Regions from separate parts of the Mus musculus genome. Here region 1 is linked to region 2. Evidence: chromatin loops called from intact Hi-C (ENCODE). Cell type or tissue: left cerebral cortex. All regions are shown on one strand.

Region 1 (8,000 bases), 170 kb after region 2:
AATTTAATATTTGTTGAGTGTCTGCTACAAGCCTTCGGGATGAAACATTTCCCTGTTTCTTAGCCATTTAACAAGCTGGTAGCCATATCCCTAGAACACACTAAGGGACAAATATTAGCCCAGAGAGGTTAAGCTACTCCTTAGAGGTCACTCAGCATTTGGTAAGTGGGTTACTCACATATATTAACCATCATCTGTGTGTCCTGCCTCAAATTGCTTCTTGCCTTAAATCGCCCTTCGCCCACCTAGCAAAAGTTCATTAGGAAAGGTCAGCATGAGCCTGGGGGCCCAGAGAGTGAGTTGTCTCCCAAGCCTCAGGACAGGCCCTAGCAGTCCACTGTCTGTGCTTCTCAAAAATGTCTCTGTTCTGCGCATGCTAAGGTATAATGCTCCCAAATAAAGAGGCAGGAAAACCCAAAGTCTACCAGCAACCCCAAATCAGGGGTCCTTGAGGGCCTGTGTCTCTGGGTGGCATGGACCACATGTCTCCAGCTTGCTAACCAGCCCTCACCCCCCCCACACACACACCACCCACACCCAAGCGCTTCCCCGACCATCCTCCCCTTTTCCTCCCCCAAACACAATGGAAAGTTAATTGAGTGTTTTATGCCTTCGAAATATCAAAGAAATGAAAAGAAGGCAGGTTTCAACCATATTTCAATAATACGTGCATTAATTTTTACCTTTTACTGACATTTGCACTAATTTCCTTAAATGCTCTCTCGGGCTCTTTTTTGATCTGTCTGGCTTTGTTGGGCTCGTGATAAAGGCTTACTTCAAATGCAAAAAGATTAACTCTCTTTTCCTTCATAGAACAATTACGGATTGTATGATGTCTCCATCATGAAAGAGAGCCCGGACAGACGGGAAGAGTCACGAGAGTTTGTTATAAAAGTGGCAGTAATAATTCTAATTACTTTACTCTAAAAGATATCAAAATTGCCCCCCACCACCATGCATAGTGTCATTCAGAAATTGTTGTGGGGGTTTTTTGTTTTGCTTTATTTTGTTTTTGAAAACTGGGAGCAATGCGTTTAATTTAATTTGGGTCATTGTCTTAAAAGTCTCGCTGTACATCCACATTTCCTAAACCCCTGGCTGGCTTCTGAAATCGTAGGGAACGCAGAATGCCTTCCCCGCATAACATTCCAAGTGAGCTAGAAATGATAACTCCACTTTCTATTTGTAGCTCACTATTTAAAGCCCAGGAAAAACAAAGAATAAAATCCTTTAATTTTGTCAAACGGGTGCGATGTTTAAATTCAGCAGTGACTACAGTTCAAAAGACCAGATGTTCTCTTGTATTTATATAATTTTTTTTTGCACAATAGTTTACCATTGGCAAAAAAAAAAAATCAAAGCACATTGTTGAATTTGGCATTTCTATGTCACACACACACACACACACACACACACACACACACACACTCACACACACACAAAATCTGGAGATTGTATTATATTAAATTAATTCTAATTTTATTAAAGCCAGAGAGAGAAAGAGACAGAAATAAATGGAGAGACGGCCGTATTAATCTTATAGTAAATTAAGTCCAAGAATAAGAGACAACATTGATCTGAAAATGAGAAGTCACTGCTCTAATGCATTCGGGTTAACGGGGAGAAGCCGGGGCGGTTTGACCCGTTGTCCGTCTATTTCAAGATGAACATTTGTTAAATTCTAATGAAAAAACGCTGCACTTAAACTCTGGCAAGGAGACAATTCTGCCTCCCGCTAACCCTGCCATGACTCAAAAAAAAAAAAAAAAAAAAAAAAAAAAAAAAAAAAAAAAAGAATTTAAAAAGTAAAAGATAGAAAAAAAGAAAAAGCTTCGCTCGAGGAATAAGCATTTTTAAAAACAGTCTTCTAGGGGGAGCCGTGTGGTGATAAAATTAGATGTTCAAAAATTGCCCAAAACTCAGAAGCCCTGAGTTTTAATTATTTACATGCAGTCAGGTGGGACTTGGTGTAGTCCCAATGATGTAGGACTTTTCTGACAGTAAATATATTAATTTCTTTAAGTCCCTTTTAGTGAAAGCTACTCTCCCGGGACAGAATGTTCTGCCACCCAGCACAGCAGGGGAAAGCTGCCGATTCTTACACTTCTGTCTGTCTGTCGGAGTCTCTGCTCGAATACAGTAAATGTGGGAAAGGTTACTGGGAGAAAGAGTAATGTTATCCAGATTCAGTTTAACTAAGGGCTCTGTTCCTTACTGAGGAGACAAAAAGACAGACGGGAAGGGAGGGAGAGAGGGAAGAAGGAAGGAAGGAAGGAAGGAAGGAAGGAAGGAAGGAAGGAAGGAAGGAAGGAAGGAAGGGGAGAAAGAAGGAAGGAAAAAAGAAAGGAAGGAGGGGGAAAGGAGGGAGGGAGGAAGGAAATAAGGGAGGATAGAGGGACAGAACGGGGAAGGAAGGAAGGAAGGAAGGAAGGAAGGAAGGAAGGAAGGAAGGAAGGAGCATTCACCTTTGTCTGAGGCAGCTCTTTAAGTGAGAACAGAGCGAGGCTGCCTCATAGCTCCCAGGAACAAGGCAGCCCTCTAATGCAGCAGACAGGTGCTGGAGCTAGTATGTGTGACCTACAGACTAGCATACTGGGTGTCCCTCCTTTGTCAATCTATGGAGAACCAACTCTATACAGGCACTATTTCACCTGCCATTTGGGTTCTGGGATGCTGGTCCCATGTCCCTGGATGCCCTGCAGGGACAGGTGACATGCCAGCACACTGCAGGTGGGTGTGCATCTCAGAAACACCGTCCGGGAAAACCAGGCCTGTGCATCTTTGTTGACAGCTGGGCTGTGTCTTACATGCTGGGAACCTAAGAGACTCAGTATATATTCACTCGTTAAATAAACATGTACATTGCAGAGAAGCAGGTGTTATATCCAACATCCTCTCTGAAGAGAACTCTCTAGAACTACAGCATTTATGAAATGACAGCCACACTCTCTGGGCTGGGTGACAGGAAGCTCCTTTCAGAAACCATTTCAGAATCCCTGAAATGAGAACAACTGAGAACAAAACTGACCCTTCCCCCAGGCTCCTGAAGTGCCACCTGGCTGTCCCCGAGAAGGTACGACCCTGAGAGCTCTGGGGTCACACCTCCTGGCTCACAGTGCCCCTGTATGAGTAGCATCTCCAGCAACACGCCCCGCTCACAGGAGCACAGTGTTCCGTTAGCAGTTTGTGCTCGGTGGGAAAGAAGGCAGGCGAGTTAGTCCTTGCCAAAAACGGCAAATGTGACACTCCACAAGCAAGACACTGTCAGGAGCAGTTGCTAATTTATTTTAAGTGCCCCCTGAGTTTTTAATTTATCTGGAAAAATAAATAGATAAATCTGAGACTCTCCCTGCCAACCCAGCCCAGCGCTGGGTCTGCAGTGGCGGTGGAGGTTGGGGGGGGGGGGTGACAGCGACTGCCTCGGAAGAGAGGTGTCAGGATGTTCAGCCAACGAGGCAGGGCGGGTGGCTCCCATCCGGGCGCATTAGAAGTGGATCTATATGGAATTCATAAAGAGCTGACCTTTCATGTTCCTAAATTGGCTCGAGACACACATACGAGAATGGAAAAAGAAATCTTTCTTTCTTTCTTGAGATAGTCTGCAATTCCAAACAGTACGGCAGGCTTCTCCAAGCCCGGATTCCACAGGAAGCTTGGAATGCCATCGGTCTAGTTTAGAAACTCGTTACCCGGAGTGAGGAGCCCAGCGAATATTATCGTTTCATAAATATGCAGATTTTGTTTATTTAAACATTTTTTATGACACTTTGTGTTTTCCTAAATTGGGTCATCATTTTAATATAATTGGAATCTGATATGTGTCCTGTTTTCTTTGAAAGCCATCTGGTTCATTTTTTGACTTTCAGAAACCAAATTATCTGTGGCAATATTGGGCCTTGTGGTGGCTCCTTATGAACCGAGATGTAGCTTAAGAGCATTGAGTCCGGGAGGTCCAAGGCCGTGCTCGGAGGCCTTCTTCCTTCCTATCTCAAAGATGGGCAGTTAAGAAGGTCTGCATGCCATGAAGATCTCTCAAACCACAGAATCCACAATCTTCACATGAGGAGAAAATTGAGTTGGTCCCTCAGGCACTGTCTTAGAAGGAAAGCTGGTGGCCAGTAGCTACCTGTCTGGTTAAGATGATAGAGCCACAAGGATATCCAGATCCTGAGTGCCCTGGGTGTAGGATGCCTGCATGGTATATGCTCCTTTCACAACACTGAGTACTAACTAGCCGGTGCTAGAGGCGCCACTGCTGACCGATGCTGATTCCAGAAAGAAATCAAATACAGTGAGGGGGTATGTGGCCGCTAACAAAGTCTCCATAGCTGGTGGCTGAAAAAAAAAAGGGTACACATAAACACATACACACATGCACACACACAGAGACACATGAACATACACAGAGACACATGCACACACAGAGACACATGCACATACACATGCATACACAGAGACATATACACACACAGAAGACACACAGACACATGAACACATACACACATTCACACACACAAGCACATGCACAGGCACACACAGACACACACATGCTCATACATGCACATGCTTGCTCGAGCACACTCTCTGTATCTCTGTCTCTCTGTCCCTTGTAACCCAGCCTGGTCCCAGGGGAGCAAGCTTGATAGCAGACTCACCTGCTACCTAACCTAGCAACCAGTGCTTTCAAGACCTATGCTATGGCCTCACGGCCAGGTCGGAGCACTGGGTCAGCCCTTGCTACACAGGACAAAGCAAGCACAGGTGTGGGGCTAGGGAGCCACAAGAGGAACCAGGGCTCTGGCAGAAGAGCTCTGGTTTCCATTATAAGGCCCAGCTCTACACTGGGAAGAAGCAGGCAAGCTGAAGCCAACTGCTGCTCATCACCAAAGCTGTGGTCTGACATGCAATTCACTGGCCAGGCACACACATCCCAGAATAGCTATAAATGCCACCTAACACGTTTATAGATGAAAACGTCTTATGACAATGTCAGAAGGTTGAGCACCACTGGAAAGCTAGCACGCCACTCATATACCCCAGTCAGCAGACCAGTGGGTGACTCACATCCGTGTTCATCTTACATGAATGCTGTGGTGGGAAAGAAGCTGAATGTTCCTTCCAAAGTCCACCAATAAAACTGAAAAATAAGAGGCCGGAGAGATGGTCCAACTGAGGTTAAGGAAGAGCACTTCAGCTCTGACAGAGAAGCCAGTAACAGTTCGCAGAAACTCCCTTGATAGCTCGTCAGCATCTGTAACTCCAGTGGATACCCTCCTCTGGCCTCGGCTGGATCCAGGCCAGCACATGGTGCATATTACAAACATGCAAGTCAAAACCACACACATAAAATAAGAATAAATAAGTATGTGTGTGTGTGTATGTGTGTGTGTGTGTGTGTGTGTAGAAACTTACAATAGACTTAATTAGTTAATTAATTAATTAGCTAATTAATTAATTAAAGCAGGTGTGGTGGCAAGCGCCTGTAACACCAGGACTTAGGCTGAGGAAGAGGTAGGGCTAGGGCTAGGGTTAGGATGAAGGTGTGGGCTTAAGAGTTGGAGGCTAGCCTGTGCTGTTTAATAAAACCGTCTCAAAAGACCCAAAACAAACGAAATGAAATCAAAAATCTAATACATATATTATTCCTTGAAATTAAAATTCCTTTGACTAGCAAATGTCTGTTTGCCCCACCCTCCTTGCAAAGAGACGAACGCATTTCTGACATCCACCCTCGCTTGGCTCCAGAGTGGGGCCAGAGGCCTCTCACTATCCGTAGGTAAGATTCTTGCTCTCAGCCTCAGTTGCTCACTTGGAAATGAGCTTTTGGAAACCAACATCAGATGCTTCCTTTTGTTGTTTATTAGACATTTTCTTCATTCACATTTCAAATGCTATCCCGAAAGTCCCCTATACTCTCCCACTGCCCTGATCCCAAACCCACCCACTCCCACTTTCTGGCCCTGGCATTCACCTGTACTGGGGCATATGATCTTCGAAAGACCAAGGGCCTCTCCTCCCATTGATGGCTGACTAGGCCATCCTCTGCTACATATGCAGCTAGAGACATGAGCTCTGGAGGTACTGGTTAGTTCATATTGTTGTTCCACCTATAGGGTTGCAGACCCCTTTAGCTCCTTGGGTACTTTCTCTAGCTCCTCCATTGGGGGCCCTGTGTTCCATCCAATGGATGACTGTGAGCATCCACTTCTGTATTTGTCAGGCACTGGCATAGCCTCACAAGAGATAGCTATATCAGGGTCCTGTCAGCAAAACCTTGCTGGCATATGCAATAGTGTCTGGATTTAGTGGCTGTTTATGGGATGGATCCCAGGGTGGGGCAGTCTCTGGATGGTCCTTCCTTCCATCTCAGCTCAGAACTTCATCTCTGTAACTCCTTCCATGGGTATTTTGTTCCCCATTCTAAGAAGGAACAAAGTATCCACACTTTGGTCTTCCTTCTTCTTGAGTTTCATGTTCATAGCAGCCTTATTTATAATAGCCAGAAGCTGGAAAGAACCCAGATGTCCCTCAAAACAGAGGAATGGATACAGAAAATGTGGTACATTTACACAATGGAGTACTACTCAGCTATTAAAAAGACTGAATTTATGAAATTCTTATGCAAATGGATGTATCTGGAGGGCATCATCCTGAGTGAGGTAACCCAATCACAAAAGCACACACATGATATGCACTCACTGATAAGCGGACATTAGCCCAGAAACTTAGAAAGCCCAAGGTACAACTTTCAAAACACACCAGATGCTTCCTTAAGGGTCACGCTCAGGGTGACAGGAAAAGACAGAAACTTTTGACTAGCAGGAGACACCCCACTTCCAATTGACAGAAGACACAGTGCAAGCTTCGGAAAGGATGCTAGTGTTTCCCTCTGAGCCAGTCTCTGTCCTTGTAGCAGGAAAACAGCCACAGGTGACGGCAGGAAAACAGCCACAGGTGAAGTCTAAGCAGCTTGGAAGGCTGAGGTAGGAGGACTGCCGAGGCTGCAGTGTGAGTTCAAGACAACCCTTAGCAACTTGGCAAGCCTCTGTCTCAAAATAAAAATAAATAAAGAGGGGACTGGAGAAATATGCCTACAACTCTCGGAACTTCAACAGCCTCTTCTGGCACCTCAGACACACACAGACAGACAGATGGACAGACAGACACACAAACACACATATGTACACAATATTAAGAAGACTATGGGAGTATCTTAGAGTACTTCCCAGCTTCAGTAAAGCACTGGGCTGCAGTCTCTCAGTGCCACAGGAAAACCCATTGTTATGCACAGGTCTTTCTGTGTGTGTGTGAGTATATAATTACATATATTGTTAAGATGCTACTAACTATTATCTGTAAAATAGAACAAGAATAGATAGGTGGAGCAGCAGGGACCTTTGAGAGAGAAAGGATTGAAGCATCTGAGAGAAGGGTCCTAGATGAAAGCGCCTGGTGCAGAAAACCCAGGGAGAAAGGACCTCGGACATTCAGAGTCACACTTAGGATGCTGGTGTGTCTCCTTCCTCCATTCCTGGTCAATGCTGGTGACTTAAAGTCAGGACTGGAGCTCTGGTCTATTAGGGCAGTAAATGCTCCCAAGCAAAGAAAGAAATCCAGGCCAGAACAACAGGTCCACTTCTCATCAGCATCAGCACAGGAGCCACACTTAAACACAGAGGCTCCATTGTGAATTCTAATTGTGTGTGTGTGTGTGTGTGTGTGTGTGTGACACATGCATGTATATCTGTGTATGTTTGTGTGAGCATATTAATGTGCTTGTATGTATATATGTGTATGCATGTGCATATGTGAGCATGCACATGTGTATGTGTGTGCATATGTGTGCATATGTGTGCATGCATGTGTGCATATGTGTGCATGTATGTGTGCACATTTGTATGGGCATGTGTGAGCATGCACATGTGTATGTGTATGTGCATGTGTGTGCATGTTTATATGAGCATGTGTGTGTGAGGATGCACATGTGTATGTGTGTGTGC
Region 2 (8,000 bases):
CCCAATTGATGCCGCAAAACTTAGACTCGACCGGGGATAAACAGCGTTTGGAAGGGCGAAGGGGGTTCGGGACCAGGTAAATCTGCTTAAACTTCACATCGTCAAAGGCTAATCGCCAGGTCATTCCTGATTTCTGCCCTAGTCCTAAAAGTATCTCCTGGCACCGCAGAAGCATGATCCTCTGCCTCAGCCGGGTTTCTCCAGCCTCCCTAGCTGTGTGTGTGTGTGTGTGTGTGTGTGTGTGTGTGTGTGTGTGTGTGTGTGTGTGTGTGTGTTTAAGGGGATTGCCTGGCATCTATTGGTTTGCCCACATGGCAACACGTAACTCTGGCAAATCAGGAAAATAATTGGGTTTTCTTTGGAAAGGGGGTGTGGGCTTCAAACCTCTTCCTGGAACGTTTTAAAAATTCAAACTTTCTCTCCGCAGTGGTTCTAACCACACAGTTGCAAAGGTTCATTTAGGCTGTGAGGGTTGTATTTTAGAAGATGGAAACTTCAAGACCGTTCACTTTGGGGAAATGAAAAGATTTGCACAGTTTGAACAGAATTGTCTGTGAGTGGGGAAGGGTCCTCCCTATGGCATCAGTGAGGTGGCTCATTCCTGTCCCTCCACCCCTGGTGTTTTAATGTGTCTGGGTCCCTGAGAAGAGAGCCACCACAACACAGATCCAACACTTTCTCTTCAACTAAATTATTCCTCAAAATTTCGGGGATATAGAAAGGTACACATTACGTTTACAAATAATGGGGGGGGGGGGCGGTTGTGTGCAGCTCACTGGCATCGTGTATGTTCTCAGTGAGCGAGCTCTTGGGCATATCTCCCACACAAGCACACACATGTGCAAGCATGGTGAATAGGCAGGCCTGAGTGATTATGGTCATGCAGTCTGCCCATTTCCACCCAGTCTAATGTGACTGCATTGGAACAACATCTCTGAACTCCCTGACTTTGGTCTGCATACTGAAGGACCCCAAATCCTTAGCAGTGATCTTAGCAGCCATCCACCGGTTCCTGCAAAGACCACTGACCCCACTTAAAAGTTACTATCCAAATCCAGCAATTTAAAAAAAAAAAAAAAAAAAAAAAAAAGTCCTTTTGTAAGAAGGCCTTTGAGCCGGGAGCTACTCCCTAGCTCCCCCTGTGAGGTTTGCAGAAACAAAAAGTGTTTGTTCAGGACTGAGAACTGAGTTCAGAGAAGAATGGGCAGACTTCTGATTCAGTCACCTCCGGGGGAGGGGGGAGGACTGGCCGTTGGAACCTTCTCCTGTGCCTGTGACCTTAGCCCTTAAAATAATAAGCCTTGCCTAATAGATTACCTGCAAGGCATTTCCCTAAACCATTCTCGACATACCAGAAAGACTGGTGCCCAGTTCATTCTTCCGAAAGCCAGTGGACAAGACCTGATCCCATCTTTATTTACAATTTAAATCTTTGGTTCATTGTGGACGTCTTCGCATTTGTTCTGGTTTCTCTTAAAACATTATATTACATTCTTTCTCTCTGATACTGGAATCTGGGTGCTCCCGTGTTTGGCAGCATGGGATAGCACCCTCCCTGACCCCTCTAACTTGTCCCATTGCGACCAGCGGCATGGTGGCATCTTTGTTAAATTCTTCAAGAAATTTAGAGGAAAGAAATGGGGGGACTGTAAAAATATGTATAGTTCCCTCCCAGATTTATTGCTATTTGCTTATAGATTTAAAGGAAACTGAGAGCAACTAGAGACATGGCATTCTAAGGAAGATTTGTGGTTGTTGGTTAGAAGGAAAAACTCCGTGAACATCCACACAAAACACCAGGAGACAAAGAGACATGCTGCAGGCACCTTTTAAAATTTGTACCGTGTGGCAGTGAATTCACCAGGAGCTGGAAGACACCAGGTTCTTATGAAAAGGTCAAAGTTATGGCCTTGGTATGACCTCGAAGGGGAAAAAAAAATCTATTTGTGAGGCATACGATTATCTAGGGTTTTAGTAAATGCAATTACAGCGACAATCTTAATCCAAACAGTTGAACAAAAATAAATTAAAATTAAATAAGATAAACCTCACCCTCAATCATTACACTATGAGTTGTACCGGACCGCAGGGTGGCTATTTGACCTTTGTCTTGCATCTATATTAGAAGAGGCACTACCTGGACAGAAATCAAGGTGCACTTGGGCACACCCACCAGCCTGACCTGGCCAACACCCAGGTCTGAAACAAACGGTTTCTGCTTTTCATTGGGGGTGGGGGGGTCCTGTCCACTGGACCTCCAACAGTGTCTTGCTCTGAGAGGCACAACACTGGTCCTGTGGGCGTGGGCAGCCATGGCTCACAGCAGTGACAGGTAGCTCCATCCATCCCAGCCACATTCCTCGGGTTCCACAAAGTTCCATTTCAATAAGAAAGCTCTTTTCTAAGGACACGTTGTTCTAAAAGAGACAGGAAGAAGAAAAAAACTGTCTGTAATTTGTCATGAATTTCAATTACAAAAAAAAAAAAAACTTTTGAATTTTTTTTCCGTTTTCAAGAAAAAAAAATTGGCGTGCCTCCAGGTTTTAAGAATGTGGTTAACACAGAAAATGACAGAAAGAGAAAGTGTGTGTGTGTGTGTGTGTGTGTGTGTGTGTGTGTGTGTGTGTATTTGCAGAAAAATCTCAGAACACAATATTCTCCTAGGCCAGGCTGAGGTTTTTCTGGACGAAGGTGCACCTGGCACTCTGGGTGAGAAAGAGGATTTTGTATTTATGGGCAATGGGATTGTTCTGGCAAGTTCCACAGCATGCCCCGGAGCTGACATCTCATAGAAGCATCTTCCAGCATCCCAGACTCCCATACACACCAGAGAACCAGTCTACACCCGAGAACACGGCTCAAAAAAGGGTTTTGGAGAGGAGAAGAGGAATCGTTTTGTCATTGGAAAGTCTAAGGGGGTCCCCTCCCCCCGATACACGGAATACTCACCAAACGGGAGCAGAACGGTTTTTTTTTCTTTCTTTTTTTTTTCTTTTTTGAAATGTGCAACTGTGTGAAACTTGTCTGGTTTCAGATTTACACAGAAATGTGGGCCCGTCTTGTTTTCATCCAAACAAACTCAAGCTGAAGAACTGTCTTTCCTAAACTGGGAGCACATTCCTGTTCCTTAACCCACCAGTGCTGGGTTCCCCCGGAGCGTATTAAATCTACGCAACACAGAGAGGTGCTTTCTGTCTTGTTTTCTGGAGGCTGAGCCCAGCAAACCCAGTAAACAGGTGGAAGACTAAAAAGAGCCATGAAAAAAAAAAAAAAAAACACACAACAAAAATAACAGCGACCTGTCCCCAGCCTTGAAAAACAGCCTAACTCCAGAGGTGCAGTGTGTACTTGCGTGGCCTCAAATAATGTTTGTCTCGCAAGAAAATGCGTAGCTTTCAGCGATAACACGGGACAGCGCTTCCTAACTTGCTAGTGGCCTGGCCTGCGTCCTTCTGATAAGAGGTCAGAGGTCACCGAGGCTAAAAGATGAGAACCCGTGCTTCCTTCTGCTCAGATCTGCAAGGAACAATTAAAGGCAGTTTTGCATTAAGGACTGACGTCCTCCTCAGTCTGGTGCCCCGGCGGTAAGCACAGCTATAGAATGCCTGTCCCTGTGGGGTATCCCCGCTCAGACCCAACCTGGCACTTTGGTACTACGCAGCTGGAATTTGAGGAAGCTCGTATTGAAAGGGGATGGTTTAGTAAGATGCAACGGAAGGTGCGGTGCGCATGCGCCTCCGGGGGAAAGCCATGGAAACTGCACCTTGCAGAACCTATCTGAAGGCCTAGGACCAAAGAGGTATTAGGGCTGAGCCAGAGAGACCCTGTTTGGAGCAGAACTATCAGAGGCAAGTGGTGCAGACACCGCGGATCTGGCTGGAGTTCAGAGGTCGTTGCAAGGGCTTTAACTCTGAGAGCTGTAGGGGAGTCAGCGAGGAGCTTTGAGCCTTCTGATTGCGGCACATTTTGGGAGAGGGGGCACAGGAACACACAAGCAGAGGTTCCCGAACAGCCCCGTCAAACCACCGCCAGGCTTCAGAGGCTCAAGCGTTGCTGTCGTTTTGGTTTTTGGTTTCCATGTTTCAGTTTACAAAAGGGTGATGATTTTAAAAATTAAAAAAAAAAAAAGTGACGATAGTGAATGAGGAAGAGAGTGTGCTTTCGGGCCTGAGTTCAGAGTTTATATAGAGAAGCTCAGCTGGGCTGGGGACATGACTCCCTGGGTAAAATGCTTGCTGAGCAAGAATGGGGACTTGAGCTCTGGAACCCACATAAAAAGCCAGGTCTGATGACACACTTTGTAATACCATCACGGGGCGGGGGCAGCGATGTGCAAGACCCCAAGATCAATGGTCAGGCAGCCTAGTCTGCTGGATGAGCCCCGGGCCATTGAGAGAGCGTGTGGTAGAAGACACCGGACTCGATCTCTGGGCTTATTAGACACACATATAAGCACACATAGGCACCCTCCGGCTCATGCTCTTCACAGAAACAGATACACACAGAGACACTCACATGAAATGGGAGAGGAAGAAGTTAAATTGAGAGAGACTTTACTGCACAGTGAAAAAGTCACACTAGAGACACTCCTCCCCACCGCCACCACCCCCACACCTCCTCTAAGCGTTGGCGGGAATTCCTAAAGGACCCAATTCTTGGTGCACTCTCTGAATGCCAGGTTTGGCATCCCCATGGGTTCAGGGCCCTTGCTACACTTTATATACCAAGCACGTGTATTCCTAAGCTAACCCACGATGCACAGTAGTTGACAGGTTCTTCCTACTCTGCTTTTCATCTCACTGAACTGTCCAGGGCCTCATTGTCTCATCTGTAAAATGGGAACTCTAACTTGGAGGCCTGGCTTCCTGGAGAGAGTCAGGCATACACGGAGACCACCATGCATCTAAAAGCACTGCACAGATAAATATGCGGTATTTACATAATTATGCCTCATTATATCCTTGGGTTTTTTTTTTTAAGGAATAAAAGTAAGAAAGCTAAAAAAAGACATCTAAACAAAGAGTTTAAGTAATGTATGCAGAGAATATGTGTATACACATATAGAGTTACAATGAAGATTTAAAAAAATAATGTGTGCAGTCAGGGGTGGCGCACGCCTTTAACCCCCACACTCAGGAGGCAGAGGCAGCTGGGTCTCTAAGTTCAAGTCCAGCAATGGTCTACAGAATGAGTTCCAGGACAGCTATGGCTGCATAGAGAAACCCTGTCTAAATAAAATAAAATGAAATAAAATAACCAAGCAAGCAAAAATGTTCATACAAAATCAAAATAAAATTAATTACAGTCTCACCCGTCAGAGCACAATGTACTTTCTTCTATGTTTTCTGGTTTTTCTGTGTTTAGAATAGAATATGAATGCCTGCATAGTACTTTCGGTGTTTGTCTCTGTATAGACCATAACACAGCCGGAGCTCTCTTACACCCAAACCAGCAGATCCTCCCATTGGCAGATGCTAACATTCGGAGCGAACCATTCAGTACCTTTCTGCTTTCACTTTAAACACAGAGAATTAATAAATAAGAATAAATCATGAAATAAAAAAGTATCTCCCCTTAGCCTCCCCCCCTTCTTCCAATTGTTTGTTTGAGGCTGAGCACCATCTCCATCCTTTGTGGTAGCCTCAAACTTCCCAGGTCCCTGCCTACATTGCCCTGCATGCCTGAATTACAAGAGGGTGCCGCTATGCCAGTGGCTGCTTCTGTCTTTTCAGCCTCCAAATATCATGGTACTGAAAAATATTTTGCATTGTGTCTGAAGCGCACATCTAAGTGGATCATTTCTGATCAGGCACCGCCAGTCTGGTCTACAGAGTGAGTTTCAGGACAGCCAGGGCTACACAGAGAAACCCTGTCTCGAAAAAACCACAAAAAAAAAAAAAGAAAGAAAAAAGAAAAAAAGAAAGTCTCAAAGAGAGACGTCTTGTGAGCTGTGTTGGAATGAGATGGCAAATGCTAAGGTGGAACTGCACAGTGTTCTTTCTGTATTTCTACCTTGGGTTGCTGCTTGTTCTTATATTAATGATCTGCAGACGCTCTTTATATATCAAGGACACGTGCCAGAGATGAGTCACACACTTTCCAATATGGGAGTTTTATATGGATAAAAAGCAGAATGTAGGCTGACAGTGGGCCAGCAGATCAAGCACTTGCCATGAGAGCCGGGAGAGCTGAGATCATCCCACTGATGACCTGTAAAATGAGGCACAGAGATGCTGACAGAAGGACCTGCCTGCAGGAGGGGTGGCAGATGCCTGAGGCTGTGCTAGGAGACATCAAGCCCCCCCCCCACGCCCCCTATTATAAACCCTTCGTTTCCTAGTGGCTAATGGAATCCTTCTGGGCTATGAAAATCTGACGTGGTCCGTGATCAAACATGGGCCATTAGGCAGATGTGAGCCAAAGATGATTGCGGAGCCAACCCGGGTCAGCACTGTAATCTAAGAAACTCTGCTCTCTGCAGTTCATGGAGCTCAGCCCAGCCCTGGGGTGGCTCGCGGAGTCCTTCAGAGGCCTGTTAAATTTCTGCCTTGCCTTGCAGAAATTCTGGCTTCATTCGGAACTCTTCTCTCCTGCTCCACGTAAAGTGAGAAATCAGCAGTCAGGCTGAGAGACTGAAGAAAGGCTAAGGAGAATGTAACAGGCGAGAGCCCCTTCACGGACAAGATAGTATGCCCCGGGCCCAAGAGTAAACCTCAGGTCCCTAGAAGATGACGGAGTGCCGTGGAAAAGCGGGACCTCTCCCGACCTGTAACTCCCACATCTCGCTGGGTTGAGAGATGATGGGTGTACCATACCTCATGCTCCGAGACTCTAGCTCAGCAAGTGTGGGCAACTAGACAATCAGAAAAGGATGAACACTGAGGTCAGACCGCTCTGTCCTGGGGCTCGAAGCTCAGTCCAGGTTCTCACCGAAAGAGGTAGAGCGGGGGTGGGGATGGGGGTGGGGGCGGTCTTTGCAGGCCTAACATGCAGACTGCTCTTGCTGGCTCTTTGTGACCTTCCTGAGATGTTAGCAAGGCATGTGTGAGAGCGGACCCTGAACCCGCCTATTCCCCACCTAAGACATCAGGCTAGCGGCTGAAGGGTTTTGCTTTTCCGTTCCTGGACCTTGGCGAGCAGCTACAGCCCTCTTAGCTCTGGAAGAGATGTGCTGCGGTGTCTCTTTGGGCCACCACAGGGCATCTCTTCACAGCAAAGACTGCCATGGTCCCACCACCACTACCACATGTTGCTGTGACAGATAGCTCTGCTGGTTGTCATTCTTGTCCGCAGATGTCCCTGTCGCCCTTTCAAGGGTGGAATGGGCTTAGACTTGGCCATTGGACTTTGGGGCGAGGGACCCAGTATAGTACAAGCAAAGGTACATTTAGCCCGAGAAGAGGACTGGAGCTGTTCTAGCCAGCTCAGATCTGTGGTAAGAGGAGACTGTCACCGGTGGATCCCGGTTCAGAACAAGCCAGAGCAGGTGAGTGAGTCTGAGTGCAGTGAAGCCTTGTCACCAAGCCACAAGAAGGAGGACCTAATGCTTGCTTGTAAGGTAGTGTTGTTATGGCAATAGCCAACTGACACGGATATTTTAGTCTAGTCGTGTTATTATAACGAAAATACTTTGAACGATAATCTTAAAAAAATTCTTGTGTATGTATATGAATGTATGTGGGAACCTGTGTGCTATAGCGCATGTGTGTGGAAGCCAGGGGACAACATGTAAGAGTCTGTTTCCTCCTTTTACCACTTAGATCCCAGGAGTCAAATTCAGTCGTCAAGCCTGATAACAAGTGCCTTTGCTTGGCCCAAATGACAATGTGTAGAAGAGTAATTTGTAAATTCCTGTCCATGGTACTAGGGACTGGGTGCTAGGGACTGGGTGCTAGCCCAAGGTGCTAGTAAGCTCAGTGCCTGGCAAGGGCTTGATTTCCAGTTCTGTGGAGCCTTCCCAATGCCCCCTCCCATTCTGGAAGAGAGAAAGGCAATCCCTG

The links. A loop is a pair of places that touch in the nucleus more often than their neighbours do. Peaks named below come from ENCODE experiments on the same cell type or tissue, not always from the same donor. Only the 100,000 strongest peaks of a DNase experiment are listed, where the experiment ranks them.
Region 1: it touches region 2 in a loop (3-fold over the local background); 5 of 42 quality-filtered maps call a loop at or near these places.

Annotation. Positions count from the first base shown.
Region 1 is chr12:106,297,984-106,305,983 of GRCm38, reverse strand. No RefSeq gene overlaps it. Among named protein-coding and RNA genes, the nearest start is that of Gm24986, 81 kb to the right of the region's middle. In left cerebral cortex, no CTCF peak of the experiment used is centred here; DNase peaks (open chromatin) are centred at 2,034, 2,956, 3,150, 3,539 and 1 more place; H3K27ac peaks cover 603 bases.
Region 2 is chr12:106,470,413-106,478,412 of GRCm38, reverse strand. It overlaps Gm51969 (a long non-coding RNA gene), which reads right to left. Exons shown (of 2, transcript XR_003950178.1): 2 at 1,663-2,417. Among named protein-coding and RNA genes, the nearest start is that of Gm32876, 4.8 kb to the left of the region's middle. In left cerebral cortex, CTCF peaks have their summits at 1,137 and 3,742; DNase peaks (open chromatin) are centred at 3,690, 4,522 and 6,093; H3K4me3 peaks cover 27 bases; H3K27ac peaks cover 1,596 bases.